4 separate regions of the Homo sapiens genome follow, and regions 2, 3 and 4 are each linked to region 1. A link is an interaction called in ENCODE POLR2A ChIA-PET data of the cell type or tissue named here. Cell type or tissue: HepG2. All regions are shown on one strand. Links, peaks and the distances in the headings refer to the core of each region. The heading gives the core; the rest is flanking DNA.

Region 1 (5,889 bases), core at 364-5,363:
TTTATTCTTCTCCTTTCTGTCTCTGTGTTTGTTTCTCCTTCCGCCATGATTGTAAGTTTCCTGAGGCCTTTCCAGCCCTGCGGAACAGTGAGTCAATTAATCCTCTTTCCTTTATAAATTACCCGGTCTCGGCTATATCCTATAGCAGCAGAAGAATGGACTAATACACCAGATATCTGAGGACAGTCCCCAGTGAAAAAGATAGAGACCTAAATAAGTACAAAAAAAAAAAAAAGCAACATGAAGCAATGGAGACTACGCAGGGAGAAGAAAACAAACAAGATTTCTCATATCCTCAGATAATAGACAAATGCTGCATACATGAAAGAAGAATAGGAATAGAATAGTATATAAAAGGTCATTTAGAGAACAAAATGAGCTCTTAGAAATTAAAAAAAATTAAAAGACTAGGATGTAAGATTAAAAATTTTCTCAAAGTAGAAGGTTAAGGATTTTTCTCAAAAAGTAGAACGAAGAGTAGACAGAGGAGAGAAAGGGTAAGGAAATGAGAGGTCTGTTCTAGAAGGTTTATTATCCAAATTATAAGAGCTCCAGAAAACATAAATGGAGCAGAGAAAATTATCAATGAAATAATTCAATAAAATTTCTCAGAACTGATGAACATGAATTGCTAGAACAAAAGGGCCTGTATGGATGAAAACAGACCCTCACAAAGGCATGTTGTAAATTTTTAGAACTCTGGGGAAAAAAGAAAATTACGTAAGCTTCTAGAAAGGCATAAACAAGTCACACAAAGTTAAGAATCCAAATAATTTCAGACTCTCAGCAATGTACTATAAACAAGACAAGGGAGCAATACCTTTAAAATACTGAAGGAAAATTATTTCAAAGCTAGAACTTTATACCCAGCCAAACCATCAATCAAACAGGGCTACCGAATTGTACAATTCCAGGGAGCAATATTCAGAATGCAGTGTTAAACAATAAAGTGGCTCACATTCAAGAATGAGGACAGAACAATGACATTTTCAGACATTTAAGCCTCAAAAACTTATTTCACATGCACCCTTTCTCAAACTACTGGGGAATGTGTTCCACCAAAAAAAGTAAACTAGGAAAGAGGGAGACATGAGATATAGACAGGGCTGTCTTTGTGGATATCACCCCATATACTCACACAGGATACTGCACATAGAAGGACCCCATACTTGGTTTAATGCTCTGCTGTTGTCATCTTGAAATTCTTATAATTTTTTAACAAGGGACCCCAGGTTTTCATTTTGCACTGGGCCCCACAAATTGTGTGGTCTGATCTTGGATACAATAAGTACATGATCCATCCCAGGTGAAAGGCAAAAGGAATCCTCATAAGGACAGTGAAGAGAGATTCCAGGACAGCTATCAACAGACAGAGGGCAACTGTTTCAGAGAGGAGCATGAGACTCAAGAGACAGACACGTTGGTGACCTTCATAGCCAAGTTTTCACTGCTATTTTACTCTCTTTTTCAACCCCAGGATAGAATGCTTGAGTGAGCTTGTCCAGATTCTTACTGTGTCATGACCTTTTGCTGAAAAAGCTCCAGCTCTCTATTCCATACCCTGCTGCTTGCATCAGTTGAGGACATTCATTGCATCTCACCAAAGATTGTGCTTAAACCTACATCTGAGAGCTGGAGGTGAGTTAGAAAATAGCATCCCCTACCCTCTGACTTTATTTCTGCCTGACTTCAATACCAGGCTCACCTGAGAACATTGCCAGGTGCTCAGACTGCATGGAGCCCTGTGTTTCCTAGGACTGGTGTATGACCTTGGCCACTAACTTCCCCAGAAAGGGCTCCTGTAAATGCTTAAAGAAGCTGATGCCGAGAAATTCTGTTGCATTCATGCCTGAGGTTTCAACTAATAGAACTTTGATATTTTTTTACACAGCTACTAAATTTTCAAAACTAAAGAATATATTGTTTAGGTATGTAAACATAGGTGGTGAAACCATAAAGCAGGGAATGATTAACGTGAAAGTGCCAATTTTTAAAAAGTGCCAATTAATATTAGCCTCTGGATAACCATGGGTGGGAAGTGAACAGAGGAGAGGTTTTGGGGGCAGGTGCATGGGACTCGTTAATGTTTTATTCTTAAACTAGGTTAGGTAGTGAGTACGTGGGTATGGGGTTTTACAGTTTTTTGTTTTTTGGGTTCTTTGTTTGTTTGTTTTTGTTTTTTTTTTGTTGTTGTTTTTTTGATGAGGTCTCACTCTGTCACCCAGCTTGGAGTGCAGTGGTGTGATCTCAGCTCACTTCAGCCTCCACCTTCTGGGCTTAAGTGATCCTCCCTCCTCAGCCTTCCAAGTAGCTGGGATCACAGGCATGCACCACCATGCTTGGCTAACTTTTTGTGTGTGTTTTTGGTAGAGACAGGGTTTTGCCATGTTGTCCAGGCTGATCTCAAACTCCTGAGCTCAAGCAGTCCACCCGCCTCGGCCTCCCAAAGTGCTGGGATTGCAGCCGTGAGCCACCATGCCTGGCCAGTTTTGGGCTTTTAATTCTTCTTTAAATTGTACCTATATTTTAATAAACTCTTCTAAGGGCAGTGAAAAGTAAAATAATGAATTTCAATGCCATTATCATAGGAAAAATTTCATCAACAGCCAATTTGGCCCTTGAGCCACATCAGTCTATATAGTCCTTTTATCATGGAATTTTGAATAAAAGACCTTAGACCAGCCAGTCCAAACTCCTTTTTATTTGTAACCATTATTATTTTAACTGGCTTTTGGTATATGCTCTTACTGTATAAGTTGCAATATAAATTTATAAGTTCATGTTGTTTTAGATGTGTGGTGAGTTATTAGACTCTCCTTGTTTCCTGGTGGTGTTTCTGTATTTTTCCTTCATCTGAGTCCTTTAACTTTTCTAAAGGTATGCTCAAGACTTTCTTCATTGGCCTTGATAATTTCATTCCACTTAAATATGGGGGTGGGACTGTGGAGGTGGAGACTGAAGGAGCCAACTCTGTCTTTTACCACCACAGTTCTCCTTCCTTTACTTCTCCCCCAGAATGTATTCATTTGGGTTTACTCAGTTCAATGCAAAGAGTTTGGGAGCCCAGGATCTTTTTGCCAAATTGGATGTGAGCTGACTCACTGACATATTTCTCAAGTGACCCATTGGTTCAATGAGTAACATCCTGGAAGAAACATGAGTTATTGTTAATCATAATTATTCCTTCACCTTTCCTGGAATGCCTTTGAAGGCACCAGGCATCAGCAATATCTGTCATCAAAAGCTCTTTTGTCTGCAGTTTCTGTGATTGCATTCAGCTTGTTCACAGCAGAGAGAGGTTTTTTTCCTAAGATGATGGCTTCCCTTCTCTCAAAGGTATCCAATATTTAGCCCGCCTGCAGAAAGGAAGTTGGCACAAGTTCTGAAGAGCCAATCAATTCCTTAGCTTGTTCTTCTTGAACAAGTGACCCTTTCTTGGTAGCTCTAGAATTTCACCACAATTGCAGAAGCTGAGTAACTTGTCAGCTGGTCATTTGTAACCAATAAACTGAAAAGATTATCCACCTTACATTTTGGGTAAATAGACAAAATTTGTAATTCTGGAATTGTGTCTTCAGGGCTGACTGTACTGTGGAATCACATCTGGACAAGATTTTGCTGTAGTTCTTGGCATTCCTGAACAGAATAAAAGCATGAAGGAATTAGAAATCTAAGCCAGAACCCATGCCTATTAATGTAGTTGTCTTCGTGTTAAAATGAGTAAAACATAAACTGAAGCACTGAGGTAAGAGGAATATTAGTTGTAACTTCTTTTGGCTGCAAAGGACAGAAACTCTGTGTACAGGCTTAATAGGAAAGGGACTTATAGGGATGCAAGAGAGTCATAGAAGCCAAGGAGAGAAATGTGGTTTGCCCTCAAGATGAGGTTGGAACCAGGAATGAGAAGGACCCAGGGACTCTTTCTTAACTCTGCTCCCCTTTGTGCATGTACATCATCTTTATTCCTCTTTGTAAATCAACTTTTCTTTGCTTCTCAGTGCAACACAGCCACTCCTGTGTTTGTTTTGTTAGTCATGATAGTCTAGGTTATGTTGAAATAAGAAATAAATCCTGGCTGGGTGTGATGGCTCACACCTGTAATCCCAGCGCTTTGGGAGGCCGAAGCTGGCGGATCAATTGAGATCAAGAGTTTGAGACCAGCCTGGCCAACATGGTGACACCCCATCTAAAAATTAGCCAGGCATGGTGGAGCATACCTGTAATTTCAGCTACTTGGGAGGCTGAGTCATGAGAATTGCATGAACCCAGGAAGAAGAGGTTGCAGCTAGCTGAGATCATGCCACTGCACTCAAGCTTGGGTAAGACGGAGTAAGACTCTGTCTCAAAGGAAAAAAAGAAATCCTAAACCATGAAGATGTTCTTCCTAACTCGTGTCACAATTTTCCATGGGCTGAGCAGCACTTCTCCATCCTATCACTATACCATTTGGAACACGTGGCCTCCGAGGTCACTGTGGCAGGGAAACAGAAAGTGAAAAGAGATGAGAAATATTTTCAACAGTTAGGCCTAAAATGATCTCATAATCACTTCTGTCTATTTCCCATTGGCCAGAACTTAGTCACATGGCCTCAACCTAACTGCAAGGAAAACTGGGAAATGAGATGAGCATTGGGAAGTTAGTGAGCACTAACAATCTCAGTCACATCTCCAATCAGCAGAAAACCCAGACCAATTAGTCCAAACTACTTGTTTCCTGAGGTTGTTTCTATGGGTTCAAACTCTGAATTCCTAGGGAAGAGACTCTTGCCCAGCCTTGCTCAGACTCCTGCCCAGCTCTGATCCAATCTGCTCTGTCTTAGAGGCAGGATCATGTTGAACAGAATATCTGCCAGGATCCCATCACTTTTAACATATGGTTCAAATGTGGAAGAGAAGGACAGTACTCAGAAAGGGTAGGCTTCTCAGACAATCGTTAGTGTCCACTACATAGAAGCATGTTTTATTTCTGGAGCCTCTGAGAATCAATCTTACACTATTTATGCTGTTTCTCAATAATGGTTTCTGGGTTTTAGGGAAAACCTTATTTTAAACATGCAAAAATTATAGTGAACCTATTTAGAAGAGTTAGGACTTACTGCTTTTCCCTCTAGAAAACGATTGACAAGACCTACCTTTGGAAATAAGGTACCTGACTTGTGAGGATGGTTACCAGACACACAAATGTGGAAGCCGTTTTTCCTGATCTCAGTTGAGAGCTGCTACTAGAACACAAAGATGGCACTGGAGTCCTCCCAAATGGACACCCCCCTACTGTGGTAGTCATTAGGGTTTTTCCAAAGAGTCTCATTCTTTTCTCCTTCTGGATATAAGATTGCACACCTCTGTCTCCTTTGTAATTAGATGTGGGGATATGACTTACTTTGGCCAATGAAATGGAAACAGAAGGGACATGTGTCACTGGTAGGCAGAGGCTTGAAGAGCCCCTTCATGATTCATCATACTTTCTTCTCCCTGCTTAGGTGATTGTAGAGGCGTATATTGATATGGAATAGCTCGGCCTGGATCTCCCTGCCTACTCATGCTGGACATCTAGCTTGAGCAAACAGTGAACTTTTCGTTGTGTTGAACCACTGAGACTGGGGCTGTTTGTTACTGTAGATAACCTGATCCATTCCAACCACTATATCATCATATGCAGCCATCCATACCACAAGGGACCCCCACCAACATACACAACCATCTGTGGCAATCTTGCTCAATGTAGAGTGCCCTTCCTTCTCTACGCTATCCCTTGGAGGACCAGTTATATGGTTTACACCAGCTTGGCAGTAATTGTCACACTTGAGTTCATTTGCATGGCCCCTTATTGCAAAAGCCATAGGAATGATAGGGCCATGGATATTTTATTTTTTTATATTTCTTATATAT
Region 2 (5,889 bases), core at 341-5,340, 51 kb before region 1:
AACTCCAGTTACATCTAAAAGTAGACTTCTTTACATTTGTATTATGTATGTCTCTTATGGTTTTAAAATGTATTTTTTCTTTTTCTTTTTGAGACAGAGTCTGGCTCTGTTGCCTAGGTTGGAGTGTAGTGGTGCAATCTTGGCTCACTGCAACCTCCACTTCCTGGGCTCAAGCCATCCCCCCACCTCAGCCCCCCAAATAGCTGGGACTACAGGCACACGGCACCACACCTGGCTAAGTTTTTTTTTTTTGGAGAGATGGTGTTTCACCATGTTGCCCAGGCTCAAACTCCTGGCTGGCCTCAAAAGAGATCTGCCCACCTTGACGTCCCAAAGTGTTGGGATTACAGGCGTGAGCCACTGCACCCAGCCTTTAAAATCTTTTTCCTTTTTTCTCCCCATGCTTTGATCCATGAGTATATTTAGAAGCAAAATTGGTGATTATTAGGCAGACTGTGTTTACTACGAGCAAATTATATCATTCTAACCTCACTTTTTTCTTTGCTAGAATTACCAGATAATGCCTATCATACCCAGTGTTTCTTTCCAGATGAAAATGCCTCATCCACAGCCCTCTGTTCATGGAAGTAGAGTTGGGATATTCCCTGCACAGCAGTGGCCAATCAGATTAGCTCTCTCTGTGATTTGGAATAGGGCAGTGTAGGAGGGACTGGTGAGTCAGTAACAGAAACAACAAAATAACAAAATAAGATCCTAAAACAGAAGCAGATACTTGAAGGAGGTACCATGTAGGCAATAAACCAGAGATGCAGAGTAGATTTTGTCCAGAACTGCCTTGGCTCCTGGGAGCTATTTAATTCTAGGTATAGTACGTGTAATCTTACGAAAAAAGCCCATTTCTTGAGGTGACCTGAATGAACCTCTCTTCCTTGCAATCGGAAAGGACTAATCTATCCAGGAAATGTGAAAAAAAATGTGTATCTGGGCTTCAGCAAAGTATTTCACTAAGACGTGCAATATCTTATGGACAAAATTCAAAAATTTTCATTAAATGTGAATATATTTAATAAATCAGTTAATTAGAAACTTGTTAAGTGAACATACCCAAAGGATACTAATTAATGAATTGCTTCAGCCTGTAGGGAGGATTTTGTTGTTGTTGTTTTAAATGTAAGTTTCTTGCCTTGACCCTGTTCTATTAAACACTGTTATCACCTTTGTTGAAAACAGGCGCTTATCAAATTCACTAATGGAAAGCATATTATTTAATAGGTGCTTACAAGCTGGAACAATGGCTACTTCTTTTTTTGTTGTTGTTGAGACGGAGTCTCACTCTTTGGCCCAGGCTGGAGTGCAGTGGCAAGATCTCGGCTCACTGCAAGCTCCGCCTGCCGGGTTCATGCCATTCTCCTGCCTCAGCCTCCCCAGTAGCTGGAACTACAGGCACCTGCCACCACGCCTGGCTAATTTTTTGTATTTTTGGTAGAGATGGGGTTCACCATGTTAACCAGGATGGTCTTGATCTCCTGACCTCGTGATCCGCCTGCCTCAGCCTCCCAAAGTGCTGGGATTACAGGCGTGAGCCACCGTGCCCGGCTGAACAATGGCTACTTCTAACAAGAACACATTTAAAAAACAATTTTGATTATAAAAATAACATATTCTTATTGCCAACTATTGATAAAATTGAGAAAATTGTTTTTATGTCATACTCAGACATCCTCAAATTCTATATCTTCTATAATATTTAATATAAATAGATTAAAGACCAGCTCTTAGGTTCAGGATACCAGTTAGATAACCTCTAGATGGAAGAGTTTTGAGGTTGCCAGCTTCAGTGTGCTTTGGCTGCTGAAAAACTACTGGGATTTTGGGCAACATTAATAAAGGTTAAGTTCCAGAACCAGAGAGGCTACAGTCCTACACTACTGTCAAAGGGACCAGGCTTCACAGTATGTTTGATTTAGATATGCTTGAGATTATTTATTTTATTGGTTAATATTTGAACAGTTGTTGGGCAGAGAGTCTGTGTAATAAAAATACTCCCTCATCCTCAAGATATGGCTGAGACAAATTTTCTTAGTGATCAAGGCAGATAAAAAGTACAGCTTCAACTGTTCATTTTTATTTAGACTCCTAAATTTGCTTGAGGTTGTCTGATACAAATATCACAGGCATTAAAGTTAAACATTTCTCAGGAAACTTTTGTGCTTCTTAAAACCACACCTCCATTTCCAATGGACATAGTCCAAGTTTAGCTAGAATTTGCTTGACATAAAGTAGAGCTTGCTGACACAAAATTCAATGTTAGAAGCATTCTTTTTAAAATCAAGAAGACAAGGCTGTCTACTACTGCTCCTTTCTTTTACTCTGTACTGAACCAGGCAAGAAAAGAAAAGTAAAAGGTATAAAGATTGGAAATGAAGATATAAAAACTCATTATCCAGAGTTGAATTTCATGTGCTTTTAACTTTTTAGTAGCTTCCTAGGCTGTTTCACAGCTACATGTATCACACTTATTCCACATGTTGTGAGGAAATAACTAAAAGAGATTTGCAGGAAAATAACTGTGGTGGCAATGAGGGGACTTTAAAAACCATGGTACATGAAGAAAAGATTTAGGAATATTTCACTTGGGGGAAAAAAGACTCACAGGAGGGAAAAAAAGAGTCGAATTAGTTTGCCTTCAACTATTTAAAAGAAGAATTGTTATTCGAAACAGGGATTATCTACACCCTCCCCCACCCCCCCACCCCAACCCGCCAACCCCAAGGCCCCGGGAACCAGTGTCAACAGACAGGCAAGAGGAAGAGAGATATAAACTCTGGCAGAACTTTAAGAGTCAGAGTAATTCAAAACTGTGATGGGGTGCCTTAAGAGGTGAACAGTTCTTTGTCACTAGAGGTTTTCAGCTAAAGGCTAAGTAACCATGTGGTAGGAATGCTGTAGAATCCTCTAAGGCTTTAGGAACTAAAGAGCTCATTGTTCTTTGTTTGTTTGTTTTGAGACAGGGTCTTGCTCTGTCACCCAGGCTGGAGTACAGTGGTGTGATCATGGCTCACTGCAGCCTTGACCTTCTGGGCTCAAGCAATCTTCCTGCCTCACCCTCGTGTAACTAGGATTACAGGCATGCATCTCCATGCCTGGCTATTTTTTTTTTTTAAGTTTTTTTTGTAGAGACGAGTCTTGCTATGTTGTCCAGGCTGGTTTCAAACTCCTGGCCTCAAATAATCCTCCCACGTCTTCCTCCCAAAGCATTAGGATTACAGATGTGAGCCACCATGCCCAGCCACGAGCTCATATTTCTGAACCATGCACTGTCTCATTTAATCATGGCAATCCATTGAGGGACATTATTTCATCCCATTTATCAAATGAAACAGAATGTTTGACAAAAAGAGTTGTCTGGTATAACACCGCGGATAAGTATGAAAACCTGAGTTCAGGCCCGTGCAGTCTGTTTCCAGAGCTTTGACTCTTAACAGAATTTAGTGCACTAAATTGTCTGGAAAGAGTGGCTGGTTTCAATAATCTTCAAGCTTTCTTCAAACCCTGAGACTGTATAATTGTATGGGGGAAAAAGTCATGCCTAAAGGGGTTTGCATTAAAGATAAATTTTGTTGGCAGTGATGTCAGTTCTTGTTTTAGTATCTAAGCTTTAAGTTATGAATAAAATAAAAGTTACTGAAAATCCAATTAATCTAAATTAAAAAAACTATTGGATATTCACACGTCTACCAAGGCACAAATAAGTTGGTAGACAATGGCTGGGATCCCAGTAGATGCTCTTGGGGCTCTGGCAATAAGACTAAGCCTATAAATACCAGATGTAGTATGTCTTACAAAACCAAATATCAGCAGTTTTGAAGCATCATGGTACTGGGTTTTTCTTCTAAAGCCAGCAGTTGATGTTAGGCTACTTTTATATCATCTCTAAACAAAGTTGTTTTATTTGGCATTTTTGAATGTTTTATCACTGAGCTATAGATTATATCATACCATCACAGTCACAGAATGTCGTTTAAAATTTGTAGTTAGGTGCATTCTTCTGTGTACATATGCGACTCCTTCAAATATAAAAACTAGATAAATATACATAGAAGTAATGTGTGTGCAAGAGATAAGTACAGAGATTGGCCATTTGCCATTGTTATTAGGAAGAAAGGCATGCACACTGAGAGTTTTAACAAATTACAAATGCCAGGAAGAAAATAATATGGCTGTGTTTGAAAAGATCATGCTATTTACTTGACAGGCTCTGCCAGGGCAAAGTTACAGCTGTGGCCCTGCTTTGCAGATCATTTAAACAGGCTTTTCTTTATGTCACTGGCACTTTGGTCACATCCACAGAGCTTTGCCATCAGTAAATAATAATTATTATGTGTGAGAAGATAGCCGACAAGCAGCTCCAGTGTCAACACCACCATAAATGAATCAACAGACGCACACATTCGTTTCAATGGGTTTTGTTTAGTTTTTAATTCATGAACACTATCAGCCTTGTTAGAAGAGAAATAGAAGAAAAATCTATAGATTATAAGTTTGAAAAATTATAGTGATGTATATTACACACATATATTTGAGTGTGTGTGTATTCTAAAAAATCAAGACTGTCTTTTAATGTATTCTATCTAATCCTCTTTTTAATCTTTCTATATTCTTTATATTTGAATGTTTCTCATATTAACATTCCTTATGTCATATCGTCTTTATATTCATCTACCTAGGCAAACATGGGATAGTGAAAAGAGTTGGACAGCCTGATTTTAAACGTCACTACTTCCTAGCTGAGTTACTTGAATTCAGACTCAATTTCTCAATCGAAAATACCTACTGAGCAGATGAAAGGAAATTATGAACACAAAGATGTTCTGTAAGCTATGAAGAAAGTATCACACCAAAGTCAGGTCCAAAGGTCCATTTCCTCTAGTTTTGTCTTAGGTGGAAACTCAAAAGATCTATAAACCATCTTTTAAGTAGCTAATGATGGAAATAAGCATGGATATGAATCATGGTACAGCACAATGGAAATATTTCACTGAACTCTTTTCTATTTATCCTTATTTTAGCTGTCATGGTGAACCATGAAGGCTACTGGTTACTGTTATTGTAGTAAAAGTTCCTGTAGTTGTTATCGTAGTCATTTTTCTACTGTTATAAGAAATACTATAATAGAAGCAAATTGTAGTCAGCTAAGAGAAGAAGGGGACAACCTGTGTAGGTGTGGTTGGCATTTAATAAACATTATTTAGTTAACACATGCAAATGTACCCAACATTTCCATCTTATGTTAATCTTTGGAAATTTAAGGGAATGAAAAATGGCTTGGCAATTGTTTTGAGGCTTCATTTCTCAGAGCTTATTTGGCATTTTGGCCCTATAGGAGTAGGTGGGGCAGCAAATCCCAGATTGAATTTCTGAAGCATTCTTCTGCCTGAGCGTTTTGGAAAGTCACACAAGGCATTAGTAGGAGCCTCCTGTGGAAAAAAGCTCTCTTAACTTTTTTCAGGATGTGACTAGAATTTCAAATTTCTTTGCTTATAGCAAGTTAGTTGGGTATTCCTTACTTTGTTTTGTACTTAAATAAAGGAAACATTGATCCTTTAAAAGCTTTGGGGAAGGACAGAGTTTTTTATTTAACAGTCTGCCACTGGGGTGAGAGACGGGTTCAGGTTTGAATGGTACAGTGCTGTCAGGATTTTTCCAGTCTGAAAACTCCAAGGCGAGAGATGTCATCCCGAGTGGCAGACAGTGATCCCTGCAAGATACCGGGGAGGCCGGCAGTACATAATGTATAAGGATGGAGGGGGCAAAAGAGGAGGCTGGAGAAAGAGTGGCTTCATTCCTAGTCGTGGGGTGGATTGTTCACTTTGTGTTACTCTTCTGTGATGACCAAAATGCTTCTTTAACTCAGCAAGAAGCCTATGA
Region 3 (5,889 bases), core at 405-5,404, 120 kb before region 1:
GGTTTCACTGTGTTAGCCCAGGATGGTCTCGATCTCCTGACCTAGTGATTTGCCCGCCTTGGCCTTCCAAAGTGCTGGGATTACAGGCGTGAGCCACTGTGCCCAGCCGAGACCCAGCTTTATTGAAGGTCCAATTTGCATATCATAAAATTCATTTTGAGTTGTGCCACCATCACAATCCAACCTTAAAATGCTATCACTCCAAAGATACTCCTACTTGTAGCATTCCCATTCCCATTCCCACCCTGTCCCTGTCCCAGGCAACCACTAATCTTTCTGTCTCTATGGATTTGCCTCTTGACATTTCATATAAATAATACAATATGTGGTCTTCTGTGTCTTGCTTCTTTTGCTTAGTGTAATGTTCTTGAGACTCCTCCATATTGTAGCATAACAGTAATCTGTTCCTTTATATTGCTGAGTAATATTCCACTGCAAATACCACATTTTCATTCACTGATGGTGAACATTTATTTCTAGGTTTGGGCAGCTATGAATAATGCAGCTATGAACATTCATAGCTTCTGTTCTTATATGCACATATATTTGGAGTATGTGCTTATTTTGGGTAAATTACTTCTAAAAACTGGCCGGGCACAGTGGCTCACGCCTGTAATCCCAGCACTTTGGGAGGCCAAGGCGGGTGGATCACCAGAGGTCAGGAGTTCAAGACCAGCCTGGCCAACATTGTGAAAACCCGTCTTTACTAAAAATACAAAAATTAGCTGGGTGTGGTGGTGGGTGCCTGTAATCCCAGCTACTCGGGAGGCTGAGGCAGGAGAATTGCTTGAACCTGAAAGGCAGAGGTTGCAGTGAGCCGAAATTGCACCACTGCACGCCAGCCTGGCCGACAGAGCAAGACTCCGTCTCAAAAAACCAAACAAACTACCAAACTATTTTCCAAGTCAGTTGTACCATGTTACAATCTCATCAGCAATATATGAAAATTATAGTTCTTCCACACTTTTGACATTTGTTATTGTCTTTTATTATAGCCATCCTAGTGAGTATGAAGTGGTATCTCATTGTGGTTTTAATTTTCATTGCCCTAATGCTAATGATTTTGTGCATTTTCTTTTCATGTGTTTATTGACCATTCATATATCTTTGATAAAATGTCTACGTGGCTGTTCCTTTTTAAAATCCAGAGACAGAGAGATGGTCAATTTCCCTGGGAGGTGTAGAGGTTTATCGGGTTCACTGTTTGATCCCAAGTGCTGAGTACAAGAGTCAGAGAGTAAAGGGTCATGTATTAGCGTCCTGTGGCTGCTGTAACAAATTGCCACAAACTTGGTGGCTGAAAGCAACACACATTTATTCTCTTTCAGTTCTGCAGATCAGAAATCTGAAATCAGTTTCACTGGGCCAAAATTAAGGGGTAAGCAGAGCCTGCAGGGGCTCTACATTTCCTTGCCCTTTCTAGCATCCAGAGCTGCAGTGTTTGCATTCTTTGGCTCTTGGCCTCTTACCCATCTTCAAAGCCAGCAGCATAGCATTTCCAAATCTCTCTCTCTGTCTGCTTCCTTTGTCATATGGCTTTGTTTGTCTTCTGTAGTAAAATCTTCCTCTGCCTCTCTTTTAGAAGGACCCTTGTGATTACATTTAAGATCCATCTGAATAATCCGGGATAATCTCCCCACTCAAGGGCTTTCAGTCACACCAGCAAAGTCCGTTTTGCCATGTAGGGTAATATTCACAGGTTCCAGGGGTTAGGACCTGGCTGTCTTTGGGGGCCATCATTCAGCCCACCCAGTCAGTAACCTGTGAAATGCACGTGGCCCCATCAGCTCATGGTTCGGGGTTGGCTGGTCTTGAGGAAGACATCAGGCTGAAGGAAGTCTTCTGGAGGTAGGCCCTGGAGGGAGACCAGAGCCAGTCATGCTAGAGACCTCTCACCTCTTTCTTCTGACTCATCTCCTTTCTAGAAACTATGATATGAGGCGTTTGATAGCACGTGTGAGCCTGGAGGTGCTGAGGCAGCTAGCACTGTTACCAGGGTGGCGGCGGGGACAGGACCAGAACTTGGGGCCTCGCGCCCAGGTCCTCCCGTCCTTGCCTTCTCCCAGCTCCCCTCCAGGCTAACCACCTCCACGCGGGGGCCGGGTGCTGCTGCTGCCCTGAGAGCTCAGCCCCTTTCCCGGGGCGGGCACCGCTTCCCGGTCCCGGGCCTCTCTGCTCTCCCGAGGCGATAGCCACCCTGCGATCTCTCGCGCGGCCAGCAGGGGCCAGCATCCCCCGCGGAAAGGGTCGCTGGGCTGGGCTGGCCGAGAGCCGGGGATCGGCGACCCCGGGCGCCGCTGCCAAGCCCCCTGCCGTGCGGGCTGCTGCTTCGCCGTCCCAGCCCCGCAGCCTTTTGTGTCTTTCCACTTCTCCCCTGGCCCGCTGCGCTCTCGCTCTAGAGAAGGCAGAGACTGCCTTGGGTGTGGCAGCCAGGAGTGGACGGTTGCGGGCTGGGAGGCTGGCCGGGTTTCCTCCCCGTCGCGGACCTGGAGGAAGGGCTGGGTGCGGCGGGAAGGCCCCGGAGGGAGAGCTGAGCCTGGGTTGGTAGCATGGTGAGGAATAGCGGCCTCAGGGGCAGAGATGTCCGTTTCTTTGTGCACCGAAAGCTCTGAGAAGGACATCCCGATACCAGTGAACTTCTAGATTTGGAATGAGCTTCTTACCGAGCATCTCACATTCCAAAGTGCATCTGATTCGGAAGTCCTCGTGGTTCTACCTTCGGAAGGTGGGGGTGGGGTGGGCTGCCTGGGTGCAGAGGGCTGAGCCAGGCTGGTGGGAACTCCTCAGCGTCCAGCACCTGTGGGGCTGCAGCAAGCTTTTGCTGCTAGGCTCTAAACGAAGCCTGTAATTAAGGCCTTAGTTTAACTGGGTGCGCTCTCACTTTTATCTGTGGCCTGGCCTGAGCGGTTGCCTCCAGCAGCCTCAGCTACCCTCACTGCTTTGCCGCTGAACCCAGGAACGGCTATTCCACTGCAAGGGAGCTAAGACCTTCATTTGTTGCACCAACGTTTTCCTCATGGCTTATGTCTCTAGCCTCAGAGAAATCAGAGATTAGAGCCCAGATCTGGGGTCAGAAAAAGACCCGGGTGTTAGATCTGACTTTGCTACTAGCTGGGTGGCAGAAGATGGGGGAACACTTCGCTCCTTTCTACCTGTTTCCTCCCCTTGTTAAATGCGGAGGCTAATGACACTTACTGCAGATGGGGAAGCTAACAGCACTTACTGCAGAGGGTGTTGTGAGGAATCACTCAGCAAATTCTTGTAAAGGGCCAAGGTTAGAACTCAAGCCTTTTAAAATCCCATCTCTTAGTCTGGGCGGATCCCAGGAAGGTGTCAAGTCCAGCTGATGGGCATAGGTGTGTCCGTGAGGCAAGCCTGCTCTTGATGGAGCACGACAGGAAATGCAGCCTGGCCCAGCTGACAGACCTATCTACAGCGCATGTCCTCACAGGACCAGACCCTTCTGCTCCCCTTGGCTCCAGCTCCTAGATCATTCTCAGCAGTTCATTCCACGTGTAAGTGCACGCCCTCAGTTACTGTAGGAGCCAGACCACGTGGGTTCAATGTCAGCCCAAGATCCACCAGCCATGAGGCTTTGGGAAAGTCACTTCACCTCTGTAGGGACTGATTTCCCCATCTGCAAAATGGGCAGAGCGTGACCCATCTCGAAGCATTGTGGTAACGCATGGGGTGCTGCTGAATGGGACTCATTGCACTCTGCAACCTGGCTCTGGCGATTCAGACCGTGAATGCTTGGATTTTGATGGTAAGGCCAGAAAATGTTTAAAGGAGAGAACCCAGGATAAGTTGGGCCTTCTGGTGAGGTTCTTGCTACTCCTGGACAGCGTGCCCGTGTCTGTAGCAACTCAGGGCGAGGCAATGCTCTGGGGTTCCCAGACATCTGTGAGCGTGACAGCTGGTCCAAAGCTGTCTTGGATGTGTTTGTCCTCTCTAATCAAAAGAGTCCCTCGTGATGCCAAGATGGAACTCTGCAGACAGTTTGAGGAGAAACTAAATTCTGGTTTTGAAGTAAACTTGGCCTCAGTCTTTAAGGCAGATTCACAATCTATTATGAATAAAGCTGCTAGGAACATTTGTGTACGACTTCATATGGACATATGTTTTCACTTCTCTTGGATAAATATCCAGGAGTATAATTTTTGGGTCATGTGGTTTCCTTGCTTGTAGAATTTCTGACTGAAAATTGTAAGATAGTTGGATAATTGTTCCCTGGAGGGAGACATTTCAGATATGACAGGGAGAATGCCACAGGTATTGGGAGTCAGAGGTGGTTTTCATGAATATCAGGCAGCATTTCTGTAGTTGAGGGGTCTGCCTTCCACCTTGACTCAGCTCTTGAGGGCAGCAGCTGCAGCTGCAAAGAGGCAGGCCTTGTTGTGACCCTCAGGGGCCCCTTACTTACGTCACTGAAATCCACATCACTTGTTTCTTCGGAATGTCCTGATTATCAGCATGGTTCAAGGAATAGTTGAGGCCTTTGTCCTCAGGTTGGCCTGGGTCATGGTGACTTGCTGCTCGGGCAGGGCCCATGTTTCTGACCTCCTGACCAAGTTTCTTGACCAACTGATTTGATAGAGCATCAGAATTTTCATTAACTCACTTTCCCGGCTGTCACAACAAGGGATTTTACAAGAAGCTTAACCAGGGCTAATGCTTTTAATCACTACAAACTAACTTATTTTACACACTAACTTATTTTACAAACAAACTGTAATACTTAATTTTCATGTAGTCTGCATAAGCTCCTAACCTGAGAGAAAAAGAGAATGCATACAATCAACCCAAATGCCATTGTATATTGTTTTGAAATATTGTTTTGCTATGATCATTTTAAATGAATTTATATTTATTCTGTAAAAATAGAGATGGGGACTTGCTATGTTGCCCAGGCTGGAGTATGGTTGCTGTTCACAGGTGTGATCATAGCACACTGTAGCCTCTAACTCCTGGACTCAGCTGATCCTCCCACCTTGGCCTCCAAGTAGTTGGGACTGCAGGTGGGCACCACCGTGCCCCACTCATAATCATTTTTGAATACTAGATTTTTCTCAGGTCCTGATGAAATGGTTTTCCTTATGCAAGCAAAGTAAGGTAAACGTTTCATAAAACCAGAACATGATGAAAATAGGGGAGAGTGGGGCTCATGCCTGTTACTGTGAGTAACTGAATAGTGCCTCTGTCTTCTACATCAGCCTGTAGATAGTTACATATAATTAATCAGGCCAAGGTACTGTGTACTCTGGTCTCAGGAAAAGCATCTACCAGCGCTGCTGTGACCTTATTTAATCCTCACAACAAACCAATGGGTAGGAATGACTGCTGCACACATTTTACAGATGATGGAATTGAGGCTCCATGAGTTGATCAGTTTTCCCTCCTCCCTTTGCAGCAGTTGAGTAGCTGAGATGAGCCATCATAGGGAGCCATGGAGCGCCATGCCCACCCAAGCGTGGCTGCTGGGTCTTTGTCTCAGTCATTGAGCTTCTAGTTTTCTTTCTGCCACGGTGCTCCCACGTTTTTGTCATAAATGTCTCAGGGCCATTAGTCACTCTCACCCACAAACCTTTTACTCCCTTTTTAAAATTCAACATTTCACCATTATGTTCCCTCTCCTGGAAGCCAGTTATCAGAGCTGGGCATCCACCTGAATAGCAGACCATATTTGTATTTTTAAAAAAATTTTTATCCACTGTATGTATAAAAGGTTGCTCAGAGGCTATCAGATAAACTTAAGAACAGGCATTTTAGTCCTGAAGGTCGCATTTTTTCCCAGTCATTATTTTTATAAATAGTGAAATAAACTCTGAGATAAAGTCCTTTTAATATGGGCTGCACATGTCCCCTCCTTAGCACTTTTGTCTCCAGACA
Region 4 (5,889 bases), core at 549-5,548, 110 kb before region 1:
TGGGTTCACCTTGCCTGCTGCCTAGACAGAGCCGATTTATCAAGACAGGGAAATTGCAACAGAGAAAGTGTAATTCACGTACAGCCGGCTGTGTGGGAGACTGGAGTTTTATTATTATTCAAATCCGTCTCCCGGAGCATTCAGGGATCGGAGTTTTTAAGGATAATTTGGTGGACAGGGGTCAGTGAGTCAGGAGTGTTAATTGGTTGGGCCAGAGATGAAATCATAGGGAGTTGAAGCTATCTTCTTGTGCTGAGTCAGTTCCTGAGTGGGGTAGATCAAGTGAGGCAGTTTATTGATCTGGGTGGTGCCAGCTGATCCATCAAGGGCAGGGTCTGCAAATATCTCAAGCGCTGATCTTGGGTTTTACAATAGATATGTTATCCCTATGAACAATTTGGGGAGGGTCAGAATCTTGTAGCCTCCAGCTGAATGACTCTTAAGCCATAATTTCTAATCTTTTGGCTAATTTGTTAGTCCTACAAGGGCAGTCTAGTCCCCAGGCAGGGAGGGGATTTGTTTTGGGAAAGGGCTGTTATGGGTCTTTGTTTCAGAGTTAAACTATAAACTAAGTTCCTCCCAAAGTCGGTGAGGCCTACAATTAGGAATGAACAAGGACAGCTTGGAAGTGAGAAGCAAGATGGAGTTGGTTAGGTCAGATCTCTTTCACCGCCTCAGTTATAATTTTGCAATGGCAGTTTCATAATCATGAGAAAAACATCAGAAATTTGTGGAGGTATGAGTTAATAGTATTGTACCAATATTAATTTCCTGGTGTTGATAATTGTGCTATATTTGTGTAAGATGTTAACATTAGGGGAATGGTACACAGAACTCTGTACTATTTTTCCAACTTTTCTGTAAGTCTAAAACTTCAAAATGAAAAGTTTCTTAAAAAGTGACTCAGCAACCGGGTACAGTAGCTCAGGCCTGTAATCCTAGCACTTTGGGAGGCTGAGACAGGAGGATCGCTTGAGCTCAGGATGGGCAGCATAGTGAGACCTTGTCTATATTAAAAAAAAAAAAGACTCAGCATTTTGTGAGGAGTAAAAGAGATGACACATATAAATAAGGTGCTTAGCACTGACACAGTAAGTGCTCAAGAAGTTTGTTTTAAAGCCCCATAAATGCTCAAGAAGTTTGACCCTCTATTATTTTTGTTATTTGACTTGAAAAATAGTAAGGGTGGCAGGTAAAGTAAAGGGCAATCCATTCAAAAACAGGAGGACTAGCAACAGCAGATACTTAGATGTGGAAAGGTACCCAGTACGTTTAGGTGGGTAGGGGGCGTAAGTTGACCAGACAGGCAAAAGCAGAAGTCTTTTAATTTTTTTAAAATAGGGAAATAATGGGACATGAGGCAGGAAAGGCCTCAAATGCCAAACTGGAGAGCCAGTTTTAGTTGGAGAAAGGCAGTAGGAAGTACCTTTGTTCAAAAGGGACAACAGAACTCAAGAAGTTCCTGCCTTTCAGAAAGGCCCAAATCAGGAGGGGTCCCCACTACCCTGCAGAGCTCCCTTGTCATTGATAAAGGACAAAGGATCTGAGAGAGAGGAAACCTTCTGAAAAGTTTTCTAGGAGTTTGGAATGTAAAGTTCTTCACCAATGAGTGAAGGATAAACTCCAGCCAGTAGGGTTTGATTCTGCAGGGTGGTAGTGGTGGGGGAGGGGTTCTGTGGCTGGTGCTCTGGGGTGGGAGGCAGTGAAAGCGGAACCTTCCTGCAGGGGCCCCTGGAAGCTGAGCATCCTTGGTGGAAATCCAAGCTCAGCCTGCTTCCTGCCTGCTGGTCCCAGACGCTGAAGCGCAAAAGGGAGAAAATGGATGTTGGGAAACAGTCCAGGAACATTCAACGTCGGCTGGGAAGTTAAACCAAATGCGATGTGAGTGTGACTTGCTATGTTCAGAGAGGTGGGAGGCCTACTTGGCCACATGAGGAGACAGAAAATGAGGCTAAGTTCAAGCTCACCATATGGGGGAGAGGGACTGGTCCTGTCTGGAACTTTCTGGATGTGCAGATGCCACCCTCCCTGAGCTGGCACACTTGGCCCTGGAAGCCTTAGGAAGCAGCTTATTTGAGGGTTCCACCTTTCCAGGCAGAATAGACCAACTGGAGGACCTGGGACTGCAGCCTGGCAGGGCTTTGCGCTGACCCCGCCCATCATCTCCCCTCTGAGAGGGGGAGCTACAGCAGTAGAAGGTCAAAGCAAGTGGGACCTGAATTTGACTTGCTATGTTTGGTGGAAGGTGTGGGTGGCTCAACTGCTCAGCTGCATGCGGGGCCATGGAGAGTGTTTCGTCCAACATTCTCAGTCCTGGCTGCATATTGGCATCACCTGGGGACTCCTTTTTCGAAACACTAATTCCATGGCCCCGAGCCCTTAGACATTCCATTTTATTTAATTTATTTATTTATTTGAGATGGAGTCTCGCTCTGTTGCCCAGGTTAATAGGTTCCAGGTGAGACCCAGGAATCAGTGGTTTGGTTTTTCTTTTTTTTAAGCTTTTTATTCTGAAAAACAGGGAATGGAATGACCCCACCCTCTTACCCCCAATTTACGTATTATCCCATTTAAACAATTTCAACACTTAGCCAGTCCTGTTGCAGCATTTCCCCCCGCCCACGCCTCCCCACCCCTGCACCTGCCCCTTGTTTACTTTGAAGCTATCACAGACATTCCCTGCCCATGATTGCAGGATCCCCAGGTGGTTCTCTTGTGCAGACAGGATTGAGACCCACGGATCTAGTCCAATCCCTTCATTGTGTAGATAAGCAAACTGCAGCCCAGAAAGGAGAAAGGACTTGCGAAAGTCCCACAAAAAGTCCCTTCCTACTTTAACATTCGATGAACATGTGAACTTGGAAGCACTATAGAGACTTCTGAAGTGTCTTTGTCAAAACACTTCTGGGAAAGTTCACCCAGGAGCCAAGGCCTCATAGAGATAGAGTGGGCTCTGCCTCAGGTGCCAACTGAGCACTTGTCTCTTCTGGTTCAGTCCTGCTTTGTTCTGCTTAGTCTCATTGAAAGACTGAGCAGTAATGACCCTGTTTGAATCCTCCCAAACTGCGTGTCCCTTTGGTTGAAAGTCAGCGGCTCTGTTTTCTGGCTGCAGGGCCAGGTGGAGCTGTGATGATTCAGGGCTGGGAAAGTCAGGGTTTCTGGCCTAAGGAGCTCCTCTAAGCTCCAGAGACATGGAGGCCAAGTAGTCTCAGAGGTTCACACAGTCTGCAAAGGCCAGGTGGCAGGGCCTGGGGTGGTGGGTGAGCTTCCCTGCAGGAGCATGTGGGCATGCCATCTCTCCTTTTTTTTTTTTTTTTTTCTAATCAGAAAACAGATGCGAATTGTGAAACCAAGTGTTTGTTGACTCAGGACTCAGGACGTCTTTCAGAGGAAGCAAATCCTCGGGGTACTCAGCATGCCCTCTGCTGGGTCTGGTTAGGAAGGCTTGGGGTTGAGGAGTTGTTAGTGGTATAACAGTAGCCCCAGAGTTTGATGTGGCTTTGGCAAATGTGCAGGGGGCTGGAGTGATTCCCTTTCCCTCCTCTAGGAAAGCCCCTTTCCACTTCACCCCTGCTGGGTGAGCCCTGTCCTGGTGCTCTTCCACGTGACTCTACAGAGGCAGCCAGCAGCCTTACTGGCTGGCTCTTAAAGAGGCTGCGGTTTGGCCCAGGGCTGAGCAAAGAGAGAAGGCCGTGTGTTCTCTAGCCTCAGGAGAGCTGGGGGCAGGGTATGCCAGCACATCCCTGGACTAGCCTACACCCTGTCAGGTTTTCAAAGCATGGAAAAGACCCTAAAAATTAGAAGATTGGGACCCCACATCTTCGTTTGACATTTAGCCTGAAGTCCAAGGGACAGTCATCTTTGGCCCCTTAAAATATCAGTGACTTCCAGTGGAATTACAGTTGGGGTCCTGACTTGAGCTGTTGATGTTTTTGTCACATCTACGTTTAACCTCTAGATTGCTAGATAGAACTGTGTGTATGTGGGTGCATGTGGGTGTTGGGGGAGAGGGTTGTCACAGTGGACTGAGTGTTCACCATAGAGAGAACTTGGAGACACAGGGGAGAACCAAAGAGTAAAGTCCCAGACTGCAAGACCCTTATGGTTCAGCTGATAAGCAGACAGTCCCATATATGTGCAAGAAACCAAGGATGCTTGTATTTGTGTTTGCCAGCAAGGCCGATTCAGGGGGCTGAAGCCCATCAAGTGTGGCTGTCAGAGAACTGGGGGATGGCTCAGAGGTGGGAGGGGACTAGCTAGAGGCATGGTAGCTAGAGCTAGCAGAGTTTGACAGAGCCAAGTGTTGTCCTTGGAACAAGAACCAAAGGTAACCTAGAAGCCCACATACCCCATTTCTGAATGCAGACCATGGGGTCAATTAGGGTCTATGTCATGTCAGGCCCAGCAATGGCAGCCACCCACCTCTTTTACCCTCTGTCATTGCATCCCCAGATGGCCAAGCCAAACAATACCTTTACTGTTCCAGGAAATGTACAAATGCATTTGATGATATTTCAGGTACACATTTAATTTTTAGTTAGCATAAATGTGTACACTATACAGGCAACACTTAGTACAGAAGAAGGTACATACCTAAATTGGCTAGTGGCATATTCCAACCTCAGGTTCAGGCCAAATAGAACTGGTTGGGCTTGTGGAGATTGCTAACCTCTTCCCTCAAAGAGGACCCAGGATGGGATCAGGGTGGGATGGGACATGTTATGCAAGGCTGGGAGGTCACCTGACCCCGTCACATGTGTGATCTTGGGGAAGTACAAACTTTGCTGAGACTTTTTACCTTCATTTTCAAACTGCATGGGCTCATTTAGCTTCTTGCCAAGATCTTTTCAGCTAATTCTTTTCTTTTTTCTTTAATTAAAAATCCAGAGATTGAATTGCCCTAGAAAATGCAAACATTCAATGGTGTTGCCAAATTAGGATTTCTTCTCCTCACTTTCAGAGCTCTTTCCAAGGAATTTTATTTAAAGAAAACAAACATTTACAGTTGTTGGTTCATCAGTCTGCCTGTTGCCTGTTGCCAGGTGTTGGGAGGCAAACAGCAGTTTGAAGACTATCTGGCTGTTCTTCTGAGTATAGTTGCTGAGGTCAGGAAGATAGAAGGACAGAAGGAGGCACATTCTTGGCTCCTGAGCATAGGAAAGTGTGCAAGGAGGCCCAGGTGGCTTTTCTGTTGGCTGACACTTTGCAGTCTTTGAGAAGACGCAGTGTCTGGTGCTCTAGAAGCAGGCTGTCTCCTGGCCATTGGCTGCCTGGGCAGCCTGGGTCCTGCTGGCTGGCTGCAAGTTTGTCTCAGGTTGTCTGATCTCTTTCCTTTCCGCAGTCCCTGAGAGAGTCCATCCCCACTCCAGTCCCAGGGCCTCTGCCTTTGTATCCCCATGTTCCCCGGGCCTTGATCCACATGTCCAGCATGTCCTCTCATTTTCCTGGCCCCTAAAGAAAAGTTCACCCCTGAGCCAGCAAGCTGCTCCTTCCTTCAGGTCTTGGAGCTCTAAGAAGACACCCATTAGTTGGTTTGTTTCCCTTTGGCATAATTACATCTTGATTAGTCTGCTTCCTCCACTACACTGATTAATCCTTGGCTGGGGGCACCTTTCCTCTGTATTATGAGCACTTCTCTCTCAATCTCTCCACCCCTAGGGTATAATTCCAAGGTCCTAAAGTTCCTCTTCCAAATCACAGGATCCTGGGGCTGGCTCTGGAGAGAGTTAAATGGGACATTGCACTCAAAGACAAATCTACTGTAAGGTTCTGATCTGAATCCCGAAATCTACATGTTCCCATGCAGAGTTCTCAATTCCTGCTTCCTCAATTCCCCTGCCTGGTGTGGCTGCCCTCAGAGGGATAAACATTCATGAGCAGATTTGGGCT

Evidence for each region. ChIA-PET counts read pairs that join two places held together with the same protein. Peaks named below come from ENCODE experiments on the same cell type or tissue, not always from the same donor. Only the 100,000 strongest peaks of a DNase experiment are listed, where the experiment ranks them.
Region 2: POLR2A ChIA-PET joins it to region 1 with 35 read pairs; 3 of 35 experiments call an interaction of 5 or more read pairs at or near these places.
Region 3: POLR2A ChIA-PET joins it to region 1 with 13 read pairs; 8 of 35 experiments call an interaction of 5 or more read pairs at or near these places.
Region 4: POLR2A ChIA-PET joins it to region 1 with 13 read pairs; 8 of 35 experiments call an interaction of 5 or more read pairs at or near these places.

What each region holds. Positions count from the first base shown.
Region 1 is chr2:62,575,009-62,580,897 of GRCh38, forward strand. No RefSeq gene overlaps it. Among named protein-coding and RNA genes, the nearest start is that of TMEM17, 72 kb to the left of the region's middle. RefSeq lists an enhancer at 2,770-3,969. In HepG2, for the core only: no CTCF peak of the experiment used is centred there; DNase peaks (open chromatin) are centred at 3,203 and 4,043.
Region 2 is chr2:62,523,870-62,529,758 of GRCh38, forward strand. No RefSeq gene overlaps it. Among named protein-coding and RNA genes, the nearest start is that of TMEM17, 21 kb to the left of the region's middle. In HepG2, for the core only: a CTCF peak has its summit at 2,888; DNase peaks (open chromatin) are centred at 2,253, 2,902, 4,142 and 4,852.
Region 3 is chr2:62,454,897-62,460,785 of GRCh38, forward strand. All of the region lies in intron 4 of LOC105374764 (a long non-coding RNA gene), which reads left to right. It also overlaps a transcript of TMEM17 not described here. Among named protein-coding and RNA genes, the nearest start is that of TMEM17, 48 kb to the right of the region's middle. RefSeq lists a silencer at 1,933-2,492. In HepG2, for the core only: a CTCF peak has its summit at 2,239 (motif pointing right); a DNase peak (open chromatin) is centred at 2,295; H3K4me3 peaks cover 413 bases.
Region 4 is chr2:62,464,583-62,470,471 of GRCh38, forward strand. It overlaps a transcript of TMEM17 not described here. Among named protein-coding and RNA genes, the nearest start is that of TMEM17, 39 kb to the right of the region's middle. In HepG2, for the core only: CTCF peaks have their summits at 1,288 and 3,406 (motif pointing left); DNase peaks (open chromatin) are centred at 2,759 and 3,389.